3 separate regions of the Homo sapiens genome follow, and all the other regions are linked to region 1. The links are chromatin contacts, found by Hi-C or POLR2A ChIA-PET in ENCODE. All regions are on one chromosome and are shown on one strand. Each heading gives the region's core, a stretch centred on a gene start or an enhancer-like site at or near the end of the contact. The rest is flanking DNA. Distances are from core to core; before and after follow the strand shown. Region 1 holds the start of PPIE (peptidylprolyl isomerase E). Region 2 overlaps TRIT1 (tRNA isopentenyltransferase 1). Region 3 holds the start of LINC02811 (long intergenic non-protein coding RNA 2811).

Region 1 (2,929 bases), core at 308-2,807:
CCCACCTGATATGCCCTCCACCCCACCATCCCAGGCTCTGGTCTTTTAGTTCCTTGAGTGTGCGGAAGCTGCCTCCTCCTCTCTCTGGCTCCTTTTCCTTCAGAATTCAGCTTAAATGTCACCTCAGGAAGGTCTTAACCCCCTGCTCCATATAAAATAGATGGTCCCATTATTTCCTACCACTATGTCAACCTGTAATTTATATATTAGTGGGTTTAGTCCAAGATGTTACTCTAAACTGCACCATTTTGTAAGCTCCCTGCTATTCTGCAGACCTTGGTCAAAGTGAAACATTTCACAGGGGTTTGGGCTGTGAGAAACATCCTGCCTAACCACCCGACCACAAGGCAGACAAAGGCCCAACTAAAGAAACATCCCTCTCATATCTTCCTGGGCAAAGGTCCAAGGGACACCATGATGACATCCCACTGGAACAAGGGCCAAACCGCCTCATCATGAGAACATCTTTATATCAATATCCTGCTAGGCAGCAACCCATACTGCCCAGACCCCTACCGCCCATACCTATAAATTGCCCAGTCTGTAAGCAGTGGTGGGCACTGGCATTAGGCTGGTTCCCCACTTCTGTAGGTTATTATGCTGGACATAAAGCCTGCGTTTGCTGTCGAGCCGCCCTCTTTCTGTGTGTGTGTGTGTGTGTGTGTGTGTCTTTCTTTAACCCTTGCCTTCTTTTCAAAACCTAACACGAGTAGACAAACGTTCTTTCTGAAGAGCCAGATTGTAAATATTATTGTAGGCTTTGCAGGCTATAGCTCTTCTGCCCTTGTAGTAGGAAAGCAGCCACAGTCATACTTAAAGGAATGAGCGTGGCTGTGTCCCCATAAAGCTTTCTTTACGGACACTGAAATTTTAATTTCACATAATTTTCATGTGCTAAGAAAATATACATATATATTTTGTGAGATGGTGTGTCGCTCTCGTCACCCTGGCTGGAGTGCAACGGCGCGATCTCTGCTCACTGCAACCTCCGCTACCTGGGTTCAAGCGATTCTCCAGCCTCAGCCTCCTGAGTAGCTGCGATTACAGGCGCCCGCTACCACGCCTGGCTAATTTTTGCATTTTTAGTAGAGACGGGGTTTCACCATGTTGGCCAGGCTGCTCTCGAACTCCTGACCTCAGGTGATCCGCCCGCCTCAGCCTCCCAAAGTGCTGGGGCTACAGGCATGAGCCACCACGCCCGGCCAAGAAAATATAGTTTTTTTATTTTTTCCAACTATTTCAAAAGGTAAAATTCATTCTTAGCTCCCAGGTTGTCCAAAAACAGACGCGCAGGATGGCCAAGCACCAGAGTTTATCGTTTGCCCATAATAATCGGGTTGATTCGGCCAAGGTTTCCCTCCCCCAACACGGTGCGCACTGGGAAGCGCGAGGACCACGTCCCTTGGTTTACCACTGCGCACCTCACAAGGCGCCCAGTGCATCCGGGTAGCGGGATGCCGGTTGGACCAACGCGAGGGTGGGCGGGGTCTAAGAGCTAAGCGTTGGGGGCGGGGCGGGACAGTGGGGAAGAGGACGGGTCGAGTGCTGGCTTCCGGCGGAAAAGCGCGCGAGCAAGATGGCCACCACCAAGCGCGTCTTGTACGTGGGTGAGCAGGAGGGGTTGCTAGGCGGAGTCTGAGTGAACGCGACCCCCAAGGGTCGGGGCGTGGGGTGGGACGCATCTCTGAACCAGGAGGACGGCGAGCTGCTGTCAAGGCCGGGTCTCTGGCGGTAGTGCTGGCGATAGCTCTGGCTGTGCTTAAACTCCTTCCAAGGTTTCCCACTGTCCTCAGGAAAAAGTGCAGACTTCTTAGCAGTACGCACTTCTCCAGCTTCTTTGCTTTGCTTCCCGATTCGCTGGGTCTCCCGAAAAATGACCCACTTGCCCCCAAGGTTCAGGTTATTTCACACCTTTGGGCCTCTGCTTTTGCGACTCCCTTGCAGTGAACAGCCTTGCCACACACCTCAGGTGCGTGAACCCGAGACGGAATGATTATTCTGACTTCCTAGCCCGCTGAGCTCCAGCGGGCCCCGAGGAGCGGTAAAGGAGTATTATGGCCCTTCGGATCCTCTCGTTCATTTGTTTTACAAACATTCAGTGCAGCGACGGCTCAGCCCCAGCCCCTGCCATAAAGGAAGGAGTTCCCAGACTAGCCAGAAAAAAAGTGGAATTACCTCAGTAGCACACTTTTGATAAGCGCTGTAGTGAGGATGGATCATGATAATATGGGCCTGGCTGCGGGACAAATGACCCATCCATCTGGAGAAGCGAGGGCAAATTCTGGATGCGGCGATGCCAGAGCTGATGAGCAGGAGTTAGCTACGTAACCGAAGCAGAGGCAAGGCCGTTCACTGCAAGGGAGTCGCAAAGGTGTGAAATAGCCTGACACTTGGGGGCAAGTGGGTCATTATTCGGGAGACCCAGGAAATTAGGAAGCAAAGCAAAAAAGCTGGAGAGGTGGGTACTGCTAAGGAGTTTGCACTTTATCCTGAGGACAGTGGGAAGCCTTTGAAGGAGTGTAAGCGAAAAGTTACGGGTTCAAATTTGCATTTTCCTAAGATCATTCTAGTTGGCTTTGTGGAGTTGATGGAATGGAGGCAGGGAGGTCAGTTGTGAAGCTATTGCAGTAATCCCAGGACTAGATGAGAGTCTGAAAGAAGGGCGAAGAGAGGAATATTTTTCATAAGTATGGGTGGGCAGAGATGAGAGGGGGATGTTTGTTTACCCAAAGAACTGAATGGAAGGGTCCTGTCCCCTGGCTAGCATGCTAACTGGGCTGCAAGGACTTCTGCAAGAGTATGGAGATCAGTGGCTCAGAAGGCCCTTGGCTTATTTGCAGGTGGACTGGCAGAGGAAGTGGACGACAAAGTTCTTCATGCTGCGTTCATTCCTTTTGGAGACATCACAGATATTCAGATTCCTCTGGAT
Region 2 (2,929 bases), core at 408-2,907, 110 kb after region 1:
CAATGATGATTCGATCACAGAGGTCACACAGGTGATAACTTCTCTTGTTCTCAGCTTCATTGTATGGCATCTTTATTGGAGTGGCTGTAGGCTTGTGGCCCTAAAAGAACAAGGGTGGAAGGGAGTATTCAATTCAAAGAGATCTGGATATAATTCTCTATTAAGGGAAATGGGATTTTCCTAAAATTCCTTTTTCTCAACCCAGAGAGCAGATGGGCTGTATACAGATTTTAGCAACAACCTTTCTGAATGTAAAAGTAGAAAAGCAGTCTCCAGGTATTAAAAAGCAGCCAGCCCTTCTGCTTTATTCTATGGAAAAGAAGGCCTGGTTCTTCAATATAGCAACAAAGGTGTCAGCTAATGAAAGTGCTCTGAAAACCAGAAAATAGAATGTATCATGATTCATAATTACCTGGATGAAACTTTGCACGATTTCAAGAGCAGGTTCAAGAACAGACTCTTCCCACTTCGAGACATCAGATACCTCTAAGCCATAGACAGGGGGGACAATGGGACCAGGTCCTAATGATGACAAAGAAAGGTTGTGAGAGGTCAGCCTCAAACCCAATCTATTCTGCAGCCAGGACTCTGAAATCCTCCAGGGAAATACACAGAGCCAAAGGAGTAAACATTCTGACCATGCTGTTAATTCTAACTAAACATGAACCACAATCCAAGAAAGACCTAGAGGTTTAACTGCTCTGCAGCTAGTAAGACTAGCTACATAATCTGGATACATGGGTGCAGGATCTTCCAGATCAGCCAGAAAACCAGAATAGAGTTAACAGCTCAAGTGACCATTGTGTGAGCTACAACACAAAGACAGCACATCGTAAGAAGAAATAAACTAACAGCTTTAAGTAAGTGCCTATTCTAAGTTCCATATCATCTTACAATGATGGCGATCTGTGGCAAGAGAATTCACAGCTTTCTTTAGGAGCAGATACTAGTCTCGGGTTTGCATATATTCCCTCAGCGGCCTGGGACTCATGAAATGCTCTGAAAGCATGGGCTGGGAACAGAATCATATCAACCAATAAGCCGCAGAATCTGCGAACCAGAAAGAAGTCTTAGAATTGATGTAGTTGAGCAACTTCTTTTAAAAACCTGATCTAGAGGGTATTCAAGAAACACTCCCTGGCAGACACTTTTGAATGAAGATGAGACTGAAGGTAGCAAAGAGTGCAGCTACAGGTATTTCACCCACCTGAGCCAACCATGTTGCAAGAGTTTAGTCTCTGTGGTTAGCTTCCCTGCCTATATACACACTAAACTGCCTTCCACAACTAGGTTAAGTCAGTTGCCTAAAGGCAAAGGAGCATCGCCCATGGGCAAAAACATCAAAGGCCTTCGGATGCCAACGACTGGCAGGTGCTGGCCTTTTGATTGTGCCAACCCCAAATAAGATTCTTCATAAACTGGACTGGGCTGCACCTGCTACCACAGGAAAGGTGAGACTAGGAGGGTGCAGGCAGCATCCACAGCACACCTGGCCTTGGCTAAGCTCTGCACCTGTTTCCAGGCCACTCTACATTTTCCTTTCTCCTCTAAGCCCTTTGTTGGGCTTCTGTGCCCTGTCTAAGCACCTTTCAACAAGTTCTCGGCTCCCAGCTGCTATTTCTGGCTTGGGTCCAAGGCCATGCTGGGGTGGGGAAGTCCCCCTGGCTTCCTGCCAGAACCATATCCCAGCAGACCAGCCCTGGCCAATCACGCACAGCTCCTGATTTACAGGGCAGCTGTGCCTTTCACTCCAGCACCAGGACGATGCCGGCATACACACGAATGAGGAACAGGCATATGACACACTGTGCCATCAACTCCTCCTACCACAGAGATGGAGGAATTATTGTGGTTTTACTACAGGAAGAAGTTCTAAATTATTACCCAAAAGTCTTCTGTTAAAGGCTTATTGTCAGACATGGGGATAAGAGAAGCTGCATTAGAAATTTGTAATACAGCACTGAGCTTCAACTTCAGATGACACTAAGACTTCTATCTACCAGGACATGCAGAGAAAACAGGATAAGTAGAGGAAAGCACAACAAGCCTCTTCACACCAGAACTCCACTGGAGAGCTCAGGCAGAGAGTGGGAGCTGGGAGAAAGAATGTTAGCAGTTTAGTGGTCAACAGCAGGGATCAAGGTATGTATTTTCAGAGGCACCGAGTGGGGCAGAGGCTTCAGCTGGCCCTGTCTGTAATTGAGAGCAGAAGTCTACCAGCAAAAGGTAAACACAAGATGATTCAGAAGCATATTTAAAACATGTCCACAAGATAAAACTGAAGTTTCACTTATGCTTAAATTAATCTCCTTTAGCTCATAACCACATAGTTTTTACCCATGGTCCAATACTAATGCTGTCTTGCTAAAGTTACAGCTAAAGGAAGTAAGAGTAGTATAAAGGAGTGTGGACTCTGTGTCAGGCCTGCATTCAGTTATCTACTGCCGACTAGCTGGGTGATTTTTGGCAAGTTATTTAACTTCACTAGGCCTTCATTTTCTTATCTGTAAAAATAAAAGAATAACACCTACCTTGAAGACTCAATAATATATGTATAACACCAAATTTAGTGCCAAAGACACAGTACAGGGCCAAATCAATGAGAATTTCCTTTCTTTTCCCTCAAAAATGCTGTTCAACTAAAGTTTCATTTGAAGCAATCTGAAGCACCATGTGGAGACGCTGGGAGAAATGGTGAAGGTGTCTTTTTATACAACTCATCTGGCCCCCCAAAAACACTGTAATTAGGAAATCTTCCCTACAGAAATCTGACTGCTCTTCAGGTACAAAACTGAAGCTAAAAATCAGCCCTGAACACCAACTCTCCAAAAAAGATGCTGCTGTTCTTCTTAGCTGTTTGCAGCCAGTATCCATCTGTTCAAGGCAGAAGGCAGACTCCTCAATGCAAATAATTTTTTTTTTTTTTGTG
Region 3 (2,929 bases), core at 162-2,661, 79 kb after region 1:
ACTACTGCCAGGGTTGGGTCTGCAGTGGGGCCTTGGAGCTCTCTTTATATCTCACCCCTCACCTTCTAAATGGCAGGTTATGATTTCCTAATATGCTGTGACAGAGCTGAACCCTCCATCCCAGCTGCAGGCACCTGCCTCTGTGGAGTGGCTACTCTAGGCTAGGTACTTCAGCATATTCTCTCTTTTCATCCTCCTGCAGTCCAATTTGGCAGATAAGGAAACTGAGGCCTAGGGAGGTTCTGGGCTCCTGCAGAGCTAGGGGAGGAGGAAGGAAGCAAAGACTAATCAGGCATCCCTTAATTGGACTTGCCTGGGAGGCAGGCACTGGGCCTGAGTAGAGGGTGCTGGGAGCTGAGTGTGGTCAGAATACAGGGAACAGAAAGGCTCAGGGTGACCAAGGCTGAATGGGGGTGGGGCAGGGTCCCTGAGGACAGGGCTGAAGCACTTGGACAACTGACTACAGTGGGGCATTTTCAGGTCTGGGCTTGTGGAGTGGACAGCTGAGGTCCCTGAGTGGGGGCACAGGATGGCTGGAGGGGTTGGGGAGAAGGTGGTGAACCTTGGAGGAATCCAGGAGGGAGATGATGTGACGTCATCTAGGGATGCAGGGGGTGCGAGAGGGGCAAGAAGCAGCAGCACTTGGTGACTGATGGGATATAGAGGTTAGGGAGAAGGCGGGGTGAGAGTGATGACTAACATTTATTGGACACTTTGTATGTGCGTGGCTCAGTAGCAAGTGTTTCCCATTTGTCACAGCACTTAATCCTCAAAACATCCTAATAGTGTTGGTTCTATTGTCACCCCCATCTAACAGATGGGGACTGTGACTCAGCGGTGAGAGTCTTAGCAGAGGTCACAAGCCAGTCCTCAAGTCCCTGGGAACCACTTGGTTCCCACCGTCATCTCCCCCGAGATGCTAGGCTGTTTGTGTCCACCAGGGGGCAGAGAGAGGCCGGGAATTTGAACGGGACCCACGTTTTCCTGCGCTTCCCTTAGCCTTGGCTGTGGTCAGAGATCTTGGTGATCAAGGAGTCTGACCCCCTAGTTCTCACTTTACCATAGGGTAAGCTGAGGCCCATGGAGGGACAGTGACCAGCTCAGGTGGTAGAACCAATCAGAGGCGGACGTGGGCCAGAGCCCAAGACTCCAACCCCCCAGCAGCTTAGACCCCAACCCTGGATCAGGTCACCCCAGCACCTGGGGGGTGGCAGCGGCGACGGGGGCCATGGATTCCGGCCCCAGCCTGTGAATTCCACAGACACCGCGGCTCCACACAACCCACACCCCACTGCACACAGAAAGGATACGGCTGACGCTTCGTGAGCGATGCTGGTTGTCACCAAGTCACTGGTGAAACTGGGAGAGCGCCCCTGGTGAGACGGTGTGAGGATTCATGCAAAGCACGTGACAGAGGGAGTTTCAGGAAGTGAAGCTGTCCTGTGTTGCTGCTGTTTTATTAGTAACAGCAAGCTGCCCAGGCCCACACGAGGCAGGTGTGTCTCATGAGTGTTCTACGGGAGAGGAAGTGAGGCTTAGAGGCCCAAGCCAGGAGTGGAGGAGCTGCGGCTACGGGCTACGGTGCCCATGCCCACACCTGCCTCAGGAGCGCCCTCTTCCTTTGGATGATTCTTTTTTATAGACAGGGTCTTGCTCTGTCGCCCAAGCTGGAGTGCGGTGGTGCAATCATGGCTCCCTGCAGACTTGACCTCTTGGGCTCAGCTTCCCAAGTATCTGGACTACAAGCATGCACCACCACACCTGGCTGATTTTTAATTTTTTTGTAGAGATAGGGTCTTGCTATGTTGCCCAGGCTGGTCTTGAACTCCTGGACTCAAGTCCTCCTGCCTTGGCCTCCCAAAGTGCTGGGATTACAGGCGTGAGCCACCATGCCCACCCAGCCTGGATGATTCTTTTAGTCCGTCATTCATCCCATGAGCATTTGTGCCACATGTGCTCTGAGCCTGGTTCTGTGGTGGGCACTGGTGCCACCCTGGGCCCTGAGGTGCATGAGGGGGCGGAACAAATGGAAATTGAGGCAGGCTAGGCCTAGAGCCTGTGGGCTTCCTGGGACTGGGCACTGAGCAGTGAGCTCGGGAGACAGAAGGCTGAGCCCAAGGCTGTGGGCTTGTGCCACCTCTGCCTAACCAGGGTTTGTTTACCTTCCACCCAGAATCACATAATGGAGGTCCGTTCCTCCCCTGCACAGCATCCTGCCCTCAGGATAGCCTCAGGGCTACCCACACAGATGGGAGCTGCCTCATCTGGGGCCACTCCAGGGCCGGGGGTTCTGCTGGGAAGAAGGCTCCTACATCCTTGCCCCGCTGTCTGAAGCTGGTTTGGGCCAGTGAAGAGGAGCCTTCCCTGGCCGAACTCCTTTTGTCAGCCCAGGGAATATCCAGGTCAGGGGGTGGGGTTTGGCCTGGGGATCAGGGGCCCAGGGTCATGTTTGGGATTATCCTAACAGGCATTGCACCTGCATAAGACAGTGCAGGATGGGTCTGCACAAGACCATATAGAGGAGAGGTGAGCGGGGTTGAAGGCCAGTCCACACCCTGCTCCACTTGGCACTGCTGGGGGCTGGAGCAGGGCTGTATCAGCCTAGAGGAAACAGGTTCTTATTTCTGAGTCATCATGAGCACCACATAGGTTGGCAGTGCCCTGATGGCAACAGTCCCTAAAGCGCAGGGGTGGAGCAAGGCTTGATGTTGGCCTGGAGCTCCAGGGCCAGTTGCTATTTGAATGAAAGAGTTGCAGCAAGCTGGTCTTTTCCCCAAACCCATGGCCCTCAGGTGTTGCTCAGGAGAAGGAGGGATGGAATTGGCCATGGGCTACCACCTCAGGAGGCTGGACCTCTCAGAGGAGCTTCTAGTGCTTTGCTTAAGATATGTCCGCCAAGACCCATGCCAACACTCTTGGAGTCTCAGGG

What was found. A loop is a pair of places that touch in the nucleus more often than their neighbours do. ChIA-PET counts read pairs that join two places held with the same protein, here RNA polymerase II (POLR2A). Pooled maps may share reads with other maps.
Region 2: a loop to region 1 is called in a pooled map, with 2.2 times the contacts of the local background. The contact joins the enhancer-like site here to the promoter of PPIE in region 1. A Hi-C loop is called at or near these places in 1 of 168 maps with a recorded cell type or tissue (kidney) and 3 of 50 pooled maps. POLR2A ChIA-PET finds 5 or more read pairs at or near these places in 2 of 52 experiments (BJ and CD4-positive, alpha-beta T cell).
Region 3: a pooled map shows a loop between it and region 1 (8-fold over the local background). The contact joins the promoter of LINC02811 here to the promoter of PPIE in region 1. A Hi-C loop is called at or near these places in 2 of 168 maps with a recorded cell type or tissue (MCF 10A and astrocyte of the cerebellum) and 7 of 50 pooled maps. POLR2A ChIA-PET finds 5 or more read pairs at or near these places in 8 of 52 experiments (A549, A673, Caco-2 and 5 more).

Annotation. Positions count from the first base shown.
Region 1 is chr1:39,737,325-39,740,253 of GRCh38, forward strand. It overlaps PPIE (peptidylprolyl isomerase E), which reads left to right and starts at 1,558. Exons shown (of 10, transcript NM_006112.4): 1 at 1,558-1,607; 2 at 2,841-2,929. The coding sequence starts at 1,577. RefSeq lists an enhancer at 1,606-1,815.
Region 2 is chr1:39,844,119-39,847,047 of GRCh38, forward strand. TRIT1 (tRNA isopentenyltransferase 1) reads right to left here. Exons shown (of 11, transcript NM_017646.6): 9 at 413-522; 10 at 1-100. Among named protein-coding and RNA genes, the nearest start is that of LINC02811, 28 kb to the left of the region's middle. RefSeq lists enhancers at 1,863-1,912, 2,383-2,472. Within about 2 kb of position 1,658, at least 20 of the 41 ENCODE cell types and tissues checked have a DNase peak (open chromatin) inside an H3K27ac peak, as active enhancers do; they include CD4-positive, alpha-beta T cell, where a contact is called at or near this core.
Region 3 is chr1:39,816,049-39,818,977 of GRCh38, forward strand. LINC02811 (long intergenic non-protein coding RNA 2811) reads right to left here and starts at 1,412. Exons shown (of 4, transcript NR_186710.1): 1 at 1,201-1,412. RefSeq lists enhancers at 695-1,690, 1,539-1,708.